Linked DNA regions of Homo sapiens: region 1 is linked to region 2. Evidence: read pairs that join two places in POLR2A ChIA-PET (ENCODE). Cell type or tissue: A673. All regions are shown on one strand. Region 1 overlaps BABAM2 (BRISC and BRCA1 A complex member 2). Region 2 overlaps BABAM2 (BRISC and BRCA1 A complex member 2).

What was found. Peaks named below come from ENCODE experiments on the same cell type or tissue, not always from the same donor. Only the 100,000 strongest peaks of a DNase experiment are listed, where the experiment ranks them.
Region 1: POLR2A ChIA-PET joins it to region 2 with 13 read pairs; 2 of 35 experiments call an interaction of 5 or more read pairs at or near these places.

The regions. Positions count from the first base shown.
Region 1 is chr2:28,008,492-28,016,491 of GRCh38, forward strand. The region is part of intron 4 of BABAM2 (BRISC and BRCA1 A complex member 2); the gene reads left to right. It also overlaps the pseudogene FAM133EP. Among named protein-coding and RNA genes, the nearest start is that of MIR4263, 16 kb to the left of the region's middle. In A673, no CTCF peak of the experiment used is centred here; no DNase peak of the experiment used is centred here.
Region 2 is chr2:28,064,888-28,072,887 of GRCh38, forward strand. The region is part of intron 6 of BABAM2 (BRISC and BRCA1 A complex member 2); the gene reads left to right. Among named protein-coding and RNA genes, the nearest start is that of MIR4263, 73 kb to the left of the region's middle. In A673, no CTCF peak of the experiment used is centred here; a DNase peak (open chromatin) is centred at 3,394; H3K27ac peaks cover 530 bases.

The DNA.
Region 1 (8,000 bases), 56 kb before region 2:
GTGTATGCTTTGTTTAAAGATTTTCAAATAAAAATTTGTGTGGGTCAAAGAAAGCATGTCTGCAGGCTGAGGCGGTCAATTTGCAAATGCTCCGTAATTCCTTAATCTTAATGAAACCATCACAAAAACATTTGAGAGAAAAGATGATGATTTAAAAATTAAACACAAATAAATATGTCCAATTTGAGAATGATCACACCATTGAGTAAGCTATTTGGCACTTTCCCCCCAGGGCACCAGTGACATTAAATTGGGGTGATGGGATCTCACAGACAGCCTGGATGATATTACAGTTCTAGGCAGATGAAAGGATCAAGTTTAGTAAAATTCATTACTATAGGAGAAGCAGAAAGGAGCAAGAGTGATGTTGGCTCTCCATTGTTGAAGATGTTCTTCCCCCCTGGATATGGGCAGCTCTGGATTCCAGGTGATATTCATTGTTAGAAGTAGACCAGAGGTCTGGAGACACAACCTGTAACTTCCTGGGATACGTGTGGGGCAACTAGTGGAAAGCTCTAGTGGGTGGAGCTTTTAGCCATCGTTTAGTCAATGGATTGTATGTGAAGGTCTAGCGAGTTTATATGAAATTATTTGGGCCTTCAATCACAATGAGAAAATTCATCGGAAAAGTAAGTGTTCTGGGTTTTGCCTGCTATGTGGGTGCCTGAACCTGACTCCAAAATCATGAATAGATTGTATAGGGCCAAGGAGCAGGTCTCACCCCAGGCATACTTAATCAGTGTATCAGAGGGTTGGATCTGATACTGTGTCTTTTTAAGATGCTTCCACAGTTATTCTGATGATAGCCAGTGTGGAAGCTAGGGTAGTAGGTAGAAAAGGTTCATATACTTGTAGGGAAATATCAGCCTTCCCTGGTTAATGAAGATTGCATATTGGCAGCCTTCTATTAAGGGATTTTTAAAATATTAATTATTAATAAATGCTCTTTATTAATAAAAAGAAACCTAGTCTGTTTGACGATGAGTTGATGGCAGTCGAAATTGGTAGCTTGGGATGTTAATGCTTTGTTAAGGTTCGTGAAGCACTTCATTGGAGAGAGTATGTCTTCATGATTATTTATCCTGAGACCCAGGGAAGGCTGTTTGGATGGTACCATTTGAAACAGATGCTTTTATTTAAGTTTACTTTGAGAGGCACCACAGTTTTGAAAGAACTGGTGAGGAATGGGTTTAGGGGCTAGAGACGGATGGCAGTAGTTTAAGGAAGTGACAGCTGATGAAACAATAATCATTGTGTATTGCTAAGTTGATAAATGGTTTGAAGGCAGTCACCATGGCTGCCTTCTGGGGACCCATTTTAAGCCTCCTGGAGAGAGAATGTGTGCAAAAGATGTAAAGGTTTACTGGCCAGAGGCACACATTTCCAGTGTGGCATGGAGCCAGCATTCATATGATACCACAGGACAGCTTGTACATACTGAATATGTTCCAGTCAAGTGGAGGAAAGGTAAAAATATCTCCTGTTTAAGGGACTGTGAAGCCAGTGAAGGCCTCCTGTCTAAGCTCAGTGCTAAAGAAGGACTGGGGTACTGCTCATTGTGTGCATGTCAGTAATCAAAGACACATGTCAGTAATCAAAGGGTCCTTATTTAGTCTGGAACAGTTGTTCATTTTTCTCCTTTATGTCCTTCAATGGGACTGTTAGCTTTTTTATAAGTTTCACTTGATTACCCACTGAATCAAATACCTTATTGGTGTTTGAAAAGATCTAGGATGGGGAACATCTCAGATACCTCTTTCAGATCCATTTTAACTTAAATTTACTGAATGAGTTGTAGTATACAAAAATATAGATTCTGTTTTTCCTCTTTTCCTTATTATTTATTTTTTCCTTAAGAAAAATCATTATAATCATCATTGGGTTAGTAAAAATAGATTAATCCTCTATGTAGATTTTTCTGCAGATAAATGTAGGAAGCTACTCAATTTTTGTCTCTGGCAGAAAACCCAAACCAAATCTATACTTTTGGTTGAAGTGCTCTTGAATAGTTATATGGCCTAGTAAGAGCTTATGTGCCTCTTCCTCTGATCTTTCCCCTAAAGAGGTAAAAGGGTGATAATGGTGTTGTGGTGTGTCAGTGCTCTTTTATTTTCTTATTATTCTTTATTTCCATTTTTTTTAAGTGACAGGAACCTGATTCAAACTGGCTTTAACTATAAAGAGAATTAATTGGCTTAGAGAACTTAACAGTCCAGAATTGAGCATCAGACAAAGCTTGGTCCAGTGGCTGAAATAATGTTATTTAAGGACCTGGTTTCTTCCCATTTCTTTTCTTCTCTGCTCTTCCTCCCATTGTGTTAACTTTTAGTCCCCATATCCACACAGGTTCACAAGTCTTTTCCCTTGTGAATAAAAAATTGTTACTCCAATTCAGACTTTATATTCTCCTTTCATAGGAAGAAAGAAAGCCTTTATTTCTCAGCAGTCCCAGCTGATGTCTTTGTTTATCTCATTGGGTTTGACTGGATATGTGTCCAGTGGCTGAATCAAACATTGAGCTAAGTGCATAGGCAATGTTGATGGGGTTAGATAGTGAGGACCTATAGAGCTTATAGAGAACTGGAGGTTCCCACTCAAAACTTATGCCTGAGAATGGGGAAGGGAAGTCTCCCCCACAAAATTTGGTTTGGTGTTATCAGCAAGAGGGGAATGGATGTTGGACGTGAAACAATGGATGTTTACTAAATGTATGTTTAGACCAAGGATATTATATGGATCTGGGGATAAGAGGTAGAGTTTTTAGGGAGAAGAGTAAAGACATTGAAAGCTCTTTAGTATCCCGTGTATTGTGCTTTGTGGATATCCTTTCCTTCAGTTGAGTGTCTATTTTGCTTTGCTTTTTCTTTCTTGCTCTTATAGCTGCATGTGGCTGTTATAACCCGAAGAGCCTGGGGTAGTCTCGTTTTCATTCAGAGTTCTACCTGCCCATTTGCACATAAGTTGTGTTACTAGGACATTGGTGGTTTTAAGACACTGGCCAGAAAAGCCTATAGCTGGGATTTCGACTAAGAGGAAGAGGGTCTGGCAAATATTGCAGGTCTAAAGTCCAGGGAGCTCAGCTAAGATGTGGAGAAACAGTTACATAATATAAATCATTGTAGCCCAGGGGCCTATTCTCACTAGGGAAGTCATCTAGGGCAGAGATCAGAAACTAGGTGTCAGAGCCTGCAGATGTTTCTCCAGTTGTAAATAACAAATTGGTTGAAACTGTTTGCTCTTCTTGTTCCATACTGCCTATTCCTGTGGGTTTGTTTGTGATTATCATAGTCAGAAGGAAATCAGAATCTACTGTGGGGTCTGGTGCCGACTGAGACAGGAAAATGTTACTATCTTGATCTGGGAGAATGGATAGGAGTTCCCTATGGCTATAAAATATTCAGTGCCAGCAAAGGGTCACTAAGCTTAAATGATCTTTCATTGTGATTTAAATAATTTGCTCCAAGTTTAAAATCTTTGGACGGAATTGGGATTCTTAACTCTCTAAGTTTGAAAGATTCCTGAAGACATTTTCTAATGAAAAGTGTAACACTAACAAAGTGTTTGCTTTAACTAAATGATTGCAGTTAATTTCTTGTAAAGAAACACAGAAGCACACATTAACTTAAAATAAGCTCACACTGTTGTTTCTTGTAGTACAGCCAGGAAAAACAGTAACAAGCTGTCTCCTTCAAAATCACATCCCTGGATGATATTCGAGCAACCTGGAAAATTTAAATACTTCCCCAGGAAAAACAATTTGAATTAAGTTAGAAATCATATTTGCTAATTCCCTTTCTGCCATTGCCTTTCATTCTCTGGGTCTGAGTAGCATTAATTGAGGTGTGTGGCATCAATAGCTAAGGTAAATGGTGACATTCATTTTAGAACCACAGCCAAGCTGGGGCCACAAAAATAGTTTTAATGTTTAGGATTCATAAGTCAAATTTTAGCCTACATTGACATTTTGTCCTAATAATATTAATACATATATTTTTGAGAAACCACTGGTTTAAAACTTGAGCATTTTGGCCCCAAATAGATTTGATTTTGTATTTAAACGATATTACCTTAAAATTGTGAGGATAAAGACAACACCTATGGAAGAAATAGAGTATATTTAGTTGTTAGTCACTCTAGTACTCTTCACGGTGCTTATGTTCAATAATTTCAGTGTTCTTGGCCTTAGTTCTCTAATGCGTGTTTTGGAAAATACATTATTTTTATTCTCTGCGTGGTTACAGTTTTAAGAGAAAAATGGCTAATTAAGATTCTTTTCCTTTGGAGGGTATTCTTTTCATTCCTGTCCCACTTGAGGGACTTTCCAAGATAGAAAGGAATTTGCCTACTTTCTTTCTCTTAATAAATGAGGAAGATTAGATCAAGAGATGTGGTTTAAAATTTCTTCGCTCTCCACTTCTCTCCCACCTTTGTTTCCTCCCATTTATCCATCCCCGATTCTTAAGAAAGAAACACAAGTTGGAATTAAGCTGGGTGATCCTAGAGACTCATTTGAAGTGGAAATTCAAGATGGAGTGGGGCTGCATACTGGTTACCTTCTTTTAAGAGGAACTGAAAGGTAATCTATATAGCAATTTCTGATGGGCAAGAAGGGACATCACAGGCTTTTGAATTTTATAAATGGAGCCATAATTATAATTAGCTATCATTTTGGGATACTTTTGCATGTTTTAGGTTTAAAGCTTACTTGCCTATGGAGGAAACTAGACATGTGAAGTATGCCACCTCCAAAGATTCTGACACCCTGGCACAAAATTGAGATGATAAATTCTGATAAGATTCCACCAGTAGGTCATCTCTTGGTAGATATTTGAACATGCCCTAGAATTCCTCTGTTAGTTGGAAGTTTGGCTTACCTAGCAACTGGGTGAGGCTGCCTACTGAATGGCATTTTGAAAAGTTCAGACTTAAAATTTCCTATTTTGTTTTTTCTCCATTATGAGTCTTACCAGTCCTATCACAAACTTTTATGGGAAAGTGGTTTTTCAGCTACAAAGGTATTTGTGCATTTTGCCCAAGACATATGTCCTCCTCAAGAATATATAACTGTCATATTCTGTATTGACATGAGAATCAGGATCATATTACCACAAGTAGCTAGAAGATTTCATTGGTTGTAAGCCAGGGAATGGTCTGATTGATTTTGTCCAGCAAGTAAAAAAAAAAAAAAAAAAAAAAAGCTCTTACACACACACACACACACACACACACACACACACACGTGTGTGTGTGTACACGTGGCTCACAGTGAAGTTGGTTGTTGGTTGAGAGGCAGGTCAGAACCTTGGAGAGCTCAAGATAAAGGAGGGGCAGAACCACAATCAGAAGCTTCCATGGCTTCCATGGCTGCTCCCAAAAACTCCCCAAAACAGTTGAGTTTTTCTGGAGCAACTGCCAGCTCCACTCTGCTTATCGTTAAGATATGTAGGATTTAAGAAGATAAATCCCTTTTACTCCAAGCATGAGCTGCATATTTGTTGACTAATTTGATAATTTGTGGCTAAAGTCTTAAAAACAAAAACTGAAAGGAAAAAAACAAAGGGACATACTTTTCTTCACGTTTTTGTGAAGATCCTATGCCATTCCTCCATGGCCATGTTATGATTACTGATTCCACTTAGCAGGGCTTCTGGTATTGAGATGAGGGTCACATACAGGATGGGGGGAGGTAACATTAAGATTTCACTGAACTATTCACTGTGTATTAGACTAGATCAATTTTTCCAAAAAAAGATTCTTTTCAAATAACAACATATTTGATAAAACTCCAACCAAGCCAAACTAAAACAAACAAAAACCAGAACAACAGAGGTGTTCTGGTTAAAACAGGCTTTAGAAAGCCTGAAGTGCCTTCTGTTCAGACTAATTCTGGCTCCACCAGAAGCCCCCAAACACAAGTCGCAAATCACCATGTTTTACCGGCATACATTCAGTTTACTTGACAGACACAGTTCCTAAGTAAATGTGAGGACTTAACCTAACTGTGTTTCTAGGAATACTTTTACTAGCCCAAATTAATCCCAGAAGTGGCCATTTATTGGTGTCTACTTAGCTATTCATTTGGATGGCAGATATTTGCATTTCTTTCTTTCTTTTTCTTTTTTTTTTTTTGCCACTCAACTTGTTTATGGTTAAGTCTCAGCTTCAATATGAAGCTGGTTTTTTTTTTTTTTAAATCAAAACCCTGCATTTTACATGCTAAATATCTTGGCAAGTAGGTTGTTAAACATAGTAATGAACTTAAAACAGCGAGAGTGAGGAGTTAACAAAAACTAAACATTGCAGCCTAAACAAAATTCATACAAAAAATAAACTATCACTGGTTACATAAAATTTTCCTGACTGGTTAAAACTTAGTATAAAATGTGCATTTTAGAATCCTTAGCTATCAAGTTCAGAAAGTACCAGTGTCTATTTAAAATAATTCCTTTCCCAAGCCAAAGCGTAATCAAAATTAATTCAAATGACATAACACATTCTAATGCTAAAAAATATTCATTATTATTGAAGTGGAAGTAAATCCCAGAGCTTTTGGGTCTTTCTCATGCTGCAAATGGCTGTTTCTCTGGTTCACTCAAAGCAGCATATGACAGCATCCAAGGATGACACTAAGCTCAGTAAAGGGCAAGACTGCTGGTAGCCAGCTCTGACCTTCCTGTGAAGCATGGCTGCTGTGTCCACAAAACAGATGTGTGAGGATCAAAGGCACACTATTCTGCTAGCTAAAGAGATAGCAAACCACCCCCTAACCCTAAAAGCTCCTTCCCCAGGTAAATAAAGGTATACAAGGGGAAAAATTAAAATACATTTATCTACAGAGTAAGGGTTTTGAAATATTAATTTAATCCCTCCTTCAAAAATTTTAACTAGAGTCATCTAGTCATTTCTGATCACATCTTAAAGATGTATCCAGATTCAATTTCTGTTGGTTTATCTTTAGACACTTCTAGTCAAAAGTATTAATTTTATTCCCAAATATCTTAACCACTAATACAACTGCAGTGTATTATCTACCAGAGTTATCAAGCACTGGAAGAGAAAAAAATAGATGTTCAAGCAGCAGGCAGCATTTATGGCCCTTTCACACAGTGGCATCTGAGTGGCTACTGAATAGTCCAGGAATAATTCTAAAAACAAGAAAATTCATGCATTTTAGTAAATATGTTATAGTTTTCACAGTTGAAATTTCCTCAGACATTGTGCTTTCTTTATAAGGGAATCCTGATTTTTCTGAATGTTATGGTGAGTCAGGACTTGAACTAGCAGGCTTCTTTTTCTTCTTCCACTGTTTTTCTCATGCTTCTTTTTCTGTTTTGTTTTTTTCTGTTGCTTTTTCTCGTTCTTCACTGCTTTTCCTCTTTTTTGCTCGTACCTCCTCCATATACTCTGATTCTGACAAGGACTCAGATGATAAAGGTTTATCTTCAGAATATATCTTTCTCTTTTTTCTGAGTCCTTTAATGTCCTTTTCTTTCTCAGTTGCATCTTTTGACTTCTTTTTCTTTTTTAAATTATCCTTACTGTCTGATTCAGTTTCTGACATGGACCTTTCAGAAGATTTATGTGAACGGTTCTTTTTCTTTCTCAGTTTTCCGTGTTTCTTACCCTTATCTTCAGAATCAGAAGAACTGCTGGAAGAATCAGAGCTTGATGAAGAAGAAGATGAATACTTACCAGATTTCTTCTTTTTTCTTTCTCTGTCTTTTTTTGGATGAGCTCTCACTTGCACTTAACAATTTCCCCCTGTGTTTTTCTAGTTCTTTCTTCCAGTTCTCATTCATTTTTTCTTCACATTCAACCAAACTCTTGGAGCCTTTCTTTTTCTTTTCTAGTTGCTCTTTTACTTCTTCCCAGGTAGGCCTTGATCGATTCAGATAATCCTGTATTTTTGGCCCTGAAGACTGGATTGGACCCCTTGATCTCGCCATTGCTGTTGGGTTCATATAGGCTACCCATTTGTCCCACTTGCCCATGGTGCTGGG
Region 2 (8,000 bases):
AGCTACTCGGGAGGCCGAGGCAGGAGAAATGCTTGAACCTGGGAGGCGGAGGTTGCAGTGAGCCGAGATTGTGCCACTGCACTCCAGCCTGGGCGACAGAGTGAGACTCTATCTCAAAAAAAAAAAAAAAAGAACCATTTACTTGAGGGCACACAGCTGAAAGTTCAACTTCATTTCTTTAGCACACCATCAGAAGTTTCTTTATTAGACAATCATAACAAATCAAGGCGGTTTAACTTTAGTCAACACTGTAATATAAAGCTATCCCAAATTAAAATCTACAAAGCAAGAATCCTGACTTGTTCATAAGTGTGAGGTCTAAACCTGTTACCACTATCACCTCTTCTCACTTGAAAATTCCACTGGTGCCTCTTTAATGCCACGTATTAAACATAAAAAAAGATACTAAGTTTACATTGAGAGTCTTCCTATTCCTGATCCGGTCAGACTGCTCTGGCTTCTCACTCACAGGTACTATGGCTAGCAGCAAATTATAATGCCGTAAAGAACTGTGCTCACGAGGTTCTGGCCGTGACAGGAGCCACTCCTTGGGTTGTGGTTCTCCTTAATATCGCCTCTGTTATTCTAAGCCTGAATAGTCTGGGATGAGGGAAAGGAAACTACATCCATCCACACACACACAGCTTGAAGGAGCTTCTAGGATAGCTGACAAAGTTCTGTTTCTCTACCTGGGTGGTTTTGTCCTGTAGTAATTCGCTAAGCTATAGATAGGTTTTGTGTAGTTTTCCATATTTGTATTTTATTTTGCAATAAAAACATAATTTTAAAAAGCAATATATTGAATACAGAAAGTTTTAAGGAATTATATTTTCTCTCCATTTGCCCTGCCTGGTTTTGCCTTTTGTTAAGAAACCTAGGACATGAAATTTATCATAATGTAAGAAAATCTCCTTCAGAGCCGTTCTTGGAAAAGGATCCACCAATTTATTCAACAATATTTATTGAACTGTGGCTGGGTGCGGTAGCTCATGCCTGTAATCCCAGCACTTTGGGAGGCCGAGGCAGGCGGATCACTTGTGGTCTGGAGTTTGAGACCAGCCTGGCCAACGTGGTGAAACCCTGTCTCTACTAAAAAAAAAAAAAAAAAAAAAATTACAAAAATTAGCTGGGCGTGGTGACACATGCCTGTAGTCCCAGCTACTCAGGAGGCCGAGGTAGGAGAACCACTTGAACCTGGAAGGTGGAAGTTGTAGTGAGCCGAGATCGCGCCACTGCACTCCAGCCTAGGCGACAGAATGAGACTCCATCTCATCTCAAAAAAAAAATAAATAAATAAAAAATAAAAAAATAAAAAAAACAGCCACGATAATTTATTAAATTGTGACTCTGACTTAGGCATTGTATTCTATGCTGACGTATATATGTTGGTAAATATGATAAATGTGGTCAGTGTTCCTCACTGTACTTATTAGTCATATCAGTAATATGACAGCTTAAAAGGCTTTTTATTCTTTAGTATATTGTTTGGGAATATTATTATATATATTTATATTTGAAGTCACTGATAGCCTCTTTTGTAGACATGTATCGATAGGTTATATTAGTTATCTATTGCTGCATAATACGTTACTCGACATTTAGTGGCTTAAGACAATAAACATTCATTATCTCACAGTTTTTCTGGCTTAGGAATTTGGGATTGAGTTAGCTGAGAAGTTCCAGCTCAGTGTCTCTCAAGTGGCTGCAGTAGCCATCTGAAAGATGAACTGGGGCTGGAGGATGCACTTCCAAGATGGTTCACTCACATGGCTGTTATTAGGAAGGCTTGATGCCTCATCACATCGGCTTCTCCAAAGGCTGCTTGAGTGTCTTCACAACATGGGGCTTGACTTCTTCCAGAACAAGCAATCCAAGGAAGAGTGAGGACGCCACAGGGCCTTTTTTGACCTAGTGTGAAGTCTTACACTGCCACTTCCTTTTACTCACTTCATGGAAGTTATTTAGGTCTAGCCCATACTTAAGATAAAGGGAATTATCTCCACCGTTTGAAGGTAGGAATATCGAAGAGTTTGTGGACATTTTAATTTTATTTTGTTTAATTAATTTATTTATTTTTGAGGCGGAGTTTTGCTCTTGTCGCCCAGGCTGGAGTGCAATGGTGCAATCTCAGCTCACTGGGTTCAAATGATTCTCCTGCCTCAGCCTCCTGAATAGCTGGGATTACAGGCATGTGCCACCACGCCCGGCTAATTTTTGTATTTTTAGTAGAGATGGCGTTTCACCATGTTGGCCAGGCTGGTCTCAAACTCCTGACCTCAGGTGATCTGCCTGCCTCTGCCTCCCACAGTGCTGGGATTACAGGCGTGAGCCACTGCGCGTGGCCCTTGTGGACATGTTTTAAAACCACACAGGTATTAGGTAGGTAGGCAGAGAGATAGAAAGATAGTTAGATACTCAGATCTATAATAATAGCTCTTGAATGTTATTAATATATTGTCCCTGTCCCTTCTACTTACTTACATCAATTTTATACCACGGTCATACTGAACAGTTAACCTGAACACATCTTATACTTTCTTGATTTTGTGTCTTCCTCAATCTGTAATACTCCACATTACAATTTCTATCTGTTGAAATCTTACCCATCAGATATGGCATTATACAACGGTCACCTCCAGGAAGAGTGCAAGTTTGAGGAAAGGCCCAGAGGTGGATGAGTTTGAATTCTGTTCAAGGACAAACAAGATTGTTGAGTGTGGAATGCCAGATTAAAGGATTTGGATTTCATCAGTACACATTAAAGAGTCATGTCAGGTTTTAAAACAGTCAAGGTACAAAGTGGCACCTTAAGACTTCACTGGGGAAGGCACATGGAGGGAAGGAGCATAGGTTAAAGGAGGCTACTGGAACTAGAAATGAAGTGATCCACAGGTAGCAGTACAAACAGGAAGGAAGGGCAGATGCTGGGAAGAGTTGAAGCTCCTTATGGCAGAATTGGTGTAATTCACCTTTGTATTTTCTTGCTTTATAGCACAGTGCCCTGAACACAGTGTATACTCAGTAAGAATTTTCTTTTTTCCTTTTTTAAAAAAATTTCTTTTTAAAGAAAAAATAATATATGCGTGTATGTAAAATGATTTAATGATAATGTAGATGAGTTCTTACATTATTTGAGTGGACCTCGCTTTTTCTACTTTTTTTTTTAAAGAAACACTGTGATCCACAATTGTAGCAATTAAAATCTTAAATCTAAAAGAAACATAAAAGGGAATATAATGCTAGAGCTCATTCTATTTTTATTCAGTACATATATATTACTTAGTATGATGAGACTACCGTAATAAAGAATAGGAACAGACTTCTGATTATGTAATAGCCTGCAATTATTTTTATGGCTATTGCATTCCAATCTTCTTATGCAATATTTACAACCTACATATGTAGCGAGGGCACAAAATACAAGTTCTAACAATCCTAACCATAAATCAGAATCAAAGCATGCAGTATAACATTTGTGACCTCCCTTGGCTGCTGCAGACAGCCTTTGTTAAGAATACATAAAATACTGAGTTTATAACTCTGTGGTAGATCTGGGATTTTAAGTTATAAAACTTAATCACTCTCTACCCCATAATTAAAGATTCTGTCAAGACAATTTGATATTAGTTTAATTGTGAAGATGGTGAAAAACTCTTATATTCCATTTTGGAAAAATAAAAACACAAAATGTTTTAAATATTGTATGAGTGTAATGAGAATTTCAGCAGATTATAACTACAAAAGATTATGATTCAGCCTGAAAACATAACCTATGGAAAATCATCAACTGTGCAGAATGAGCTCTTCCAGATGACAGATCTTACTAAGAAAACCTGCCAATGAAAGATAGAGAATGCTAGAAGAAAAAGAATCCCGTTGACTTTCAACATATGGCCCCGACACCGACATATCTTATAGTTTTTAGTGAATAGCAACCCAAAATAACTAGGTTGATAAAAACTAAAAAAAATGAGTGCGTGAATTTAAAAAATTCTGCTTTGACTTTTTCTCCGCTTTTATTTCAAAGGGTGTTTTAATGGAAAATAAGTGTGCATGTGTTTGTGTATGAGAGTGTGAAGGGGTACAGCTTAATTACATTTTCACTTTTCAGGATAATGGAGACTCCTGGCAAACTGAATAAAGATAGCTATCCATGTATATTTACATATCAGTGAGAAAAGCTTCTTCATCATCATCTATTAGCCTGTTGGTTCTCTCAGCTACCTCATACCCCTGCATTTGTTCTCTTCCTCTCTTGTTTTCTCCAGGCGTTTTTCTTACATCCCCTTCTTTAGTTAGCCTTTTCAACAACTGCTTAAAATTAAAGGATCCACTGGCAATTATCTGGTTTACTTACTTGGTATTAGGAAATTATACAATATGTTGGAATGTTCTGTGATTGTTACTCATGTATTCATTTTCACTTTCATTCAATAAATATTTGTTGAGTACCTACTACATGCCAAGCACTGCACTAGAGAAATCTATAGTTTACAGGCCATACCCTATCTAATGTACTTCCAGATATCCTTGGAATATAATGGATTAAAGAGTTGCAGAAGTTAAGCTTACAGGTTAAGCCTACTTCTAACACTTCCTTCCCTGAAATGGAACTGTTTCAGATAGGCCTTCTTTCTAGAGAGCTTAGTTCTTCCTAAATTCCATTAAGATTGCCCTGCTACCATGAGAATTGTGGTGCTACTTTCGAGCAGGATTGGCCCAATGGGAAGATTGACTGCCGAGTAAATGCAAGCAGTGGATAAATGCAGACACACAATAATGTCAGTATTCCATTTCTGTTGCTTATTGGTTGCATGCCTTGGCTTCCTCATCTGAAAAAAATAGTGAGGCTGTAACTACATACTTCCAAGAGTATCTGTGAAGGTTAAATGAGTTAATACATGTAACTGGTTAGTTCAGACTACCACAGAGCTCTTGATGAATGTTATTTATTATCATTCTTGTTACTGTGATTGTTATAAAAATTCAAGTATGTTTCTTTTTTGAGATAGGGTCTCGCTCTGTTGCGCAGGCTGGATCACAGAGGTTTAATTCATAGCTCACTGCAGCCTCTAACTGCTGGGCTCAACTGATCCTTCCATCTTAGCTTCCAGAATAGCTGGGACTACAGGCACATGCCACCATGCTAAAAATTCATTCTTAAAGTAACAGGACAAATATTTACTAATTACTGTGATTTATATATCAAATCCAATTTGAGATATTACGTGGAATCAACTTAAAAGAACTAGACCTACTCAGGCACAGTTTCAAATAGCTTCATTAAACCTAACTATAATCAAATTACTTTTTCACTCTAGTCTTCCTTATTGCTCTAAGAAAATCTTTTAATTTGCACAACAGCTTTCTAGTGTCTGTTTCTGCCTGCTTCAGGGTGCTATGAAAACTATCCCCTCTGTTAGGTAACCTGCAAGTTTTTATCTTTGAGCATTCCTACTATAATGCCCCATGCATGTCTCTTTTTCTGTGGATTGAAGCTACTTTGTCATGTCTCACCTCCAATGGCCATACGCTGGCTCTCTTCAAAAATCCTCAGGGAGGTTTTTATTTTATTCAGTAAAGAAAAAAGCCTCATTTCTGACTCTCCTGTCCCCCAGCTCCAGGTAAAGCTTGCTTACTGCTGCAGTCTTTGAAGTACTTTTCTTTTCTTTTTTTTTTTGAGACGGAGTCTCGCTCTGTCACCCAGGCTGGAGTGCAGTGGCGGGATCTCGGCTCACTGCAAGCTCCGCCTCCCGGGTTCACGCCATTCTCCTGCCTCAGCCTCCCAAGTTGAAGTACTTTTCTTATCAATCTTAACTTGTCAACAAGTTGGCTTTGCACTGAAAGACATTTTCAAAAAGAGGTTAAGCATTCCTCTCTTTATATGGACATTTAAAACCTTGAGAACAAAACTATTTAATTTGTAAAGTTCATTGAACTTTACTCTCAAGTAAAGTTACACTCAAGATTTGTGCACTTTAGTTTTTATATACCTTTAGAAAAAAAGGTGTTAAATCACAGTTAAGAGCCTGAGCAAGAGCTCAAGCTCTTAGTGAGATCATAGCACACCACCACTTACTGTGTAACCTTGGCAAGTTACTCAACGCCCCCGCCCCCAGCCTCAGTTTTCTTAATTATTAAATGAGAATAAGATCTGCCCCAAATGTCACCTTATTAGAGAGTTCTTCCTTCTCTCCATGTGCCCCATCCCAATCACAACTTTCTTCCTCCCTCTAAAAGTAGCCACCATTCTGACTGTTAGGAAGAAACCCTCGACATTCTTTGTCTTCATCACCGAGCTGCCCCTCAACTATGGTTGAGTCTTACCCATTGTTTTAAATTCGATGTCTTTTAAGTCTCTTTTCATTTATAGATTCCTCCTCTATTCCTTTCTTTTTCTTATCGTTTTGTTATTATTGTTGTTGAAGAACTCAGGTCATTTACTTGTAGTTTCCCACAGTCTAGATTTTGCTGATTGCAGGCTCATTGTGCAGTTCAGCATGTTCCTGTGTATTTACTGCCAATTGGCAGCTGGATGGAAAGGCTTAATTAGATCTGAGTTCAATTCCTTTGGCAGTGTTATTGGTGGTGATGTGTTCTTTTATCCGAAGGCACATATTGCGTGATTGTCACTTGTTTATTGCGGTGGTAGTAGCTGTTGGTGCATAGTACCTAGATCCATTAATTCACTGGGGGTTGCAAAATGGTGATACTATAATTTTATCATTCTCTTTTCATTTATTAACTGGAATAATTTTGTAAGGAGATGCTTCTCTACTATTTGGTTATCCAGCGTTACAGTTCATATAGGAAAGGCAGGATAAATGCTTCTTCTATTTATTCCGTTTTCAAGATAATGAATTAGCCTGTCATCCTTCCAAGTTGACTATTTATGTATTAAATTAATTTGAACTTATGACTTTAAATATATTTGGGTTTCAACTTACTGCAATTCTTACCCTTATTGAAATTCATTCTCATCTTTGGCCAGCTGTAGCCTCTTCAGGTTAGCTCCTGAATCCTTTTGACATGGCCCTAGTAGTCTTTGATATCTGCTGTGCCAAGATGTTTGAAATTCATTTTGTATATTTCATGACCCAAATCTGAAACTAAACATTTTTTTTAAACCTGGATTCTGTTTGTTTTGTTTTGAAACAGGGTCTCACTCTGCTGCCCAGGCTGGAGTGCAGTGGCACTATCATAACTCACTATAACCTCAAACTCTTGGCCTTAAGCGATCTTCCTGCCTTGGCCTTCCAAAGCACTGGGATTACAGATGTGAGCCTGGATTCTTTTTTTTTTTTGAGATGAAGTCTCACTCTGTCACCAGGCTGGAGGGCAGTGGCGCCATCTTGGCTTACTGCAACCTTCGCCTCCCGGATTCAAGCAGTTCTCCTGCCTCAGCCTCCTGAGTAGCTGGGATTATAGGCACACACCACCACGCCCAGCTAATTTTTGTATTTTTAGTAGAGATGGGGTTTCACCATGTTGGCAGCCTGGATTCTTTTTTTTTTTTGAGGCGGAGTCTCGCTCTGTCACCCAGGCTGGAGTGCAGTGGCACGATCTTGGCTCACTGCAAGCTCCGCTTCCCGGGTTCATGCCATTCTCCTGCCTCAGCCTCCCAAGTAGCTGGGACTACAGGTGCCCACCACCACGCCTGGCTAATTTTTTGTATTTTTAGTAGAGACGGGGTTTCACTGTGTTAGCCAGGATGGTCTCGATCTCCTGACCTTGTGATCCGCCCGCCTCAGCCTCCCAAAGTGCTGGGATTACAGGCGTGAGCCACTGTGCCCGGCCAGCCTGGATTCTTCTAATGGGAAATATTTAGCTATTACAGTTTAGGCTCTTGGTATGCTCATTGCTACCAGATTGATTATGGTTTCTCAGTCTTTTCATGGTACAGAGCTGGAAAATATAAACTTGACCTGTTAAATGTAGAAAACTTTGAACATATACAAAGATAGAACGACTACTGTCCTGTAACCCATTACCTAGTTCCA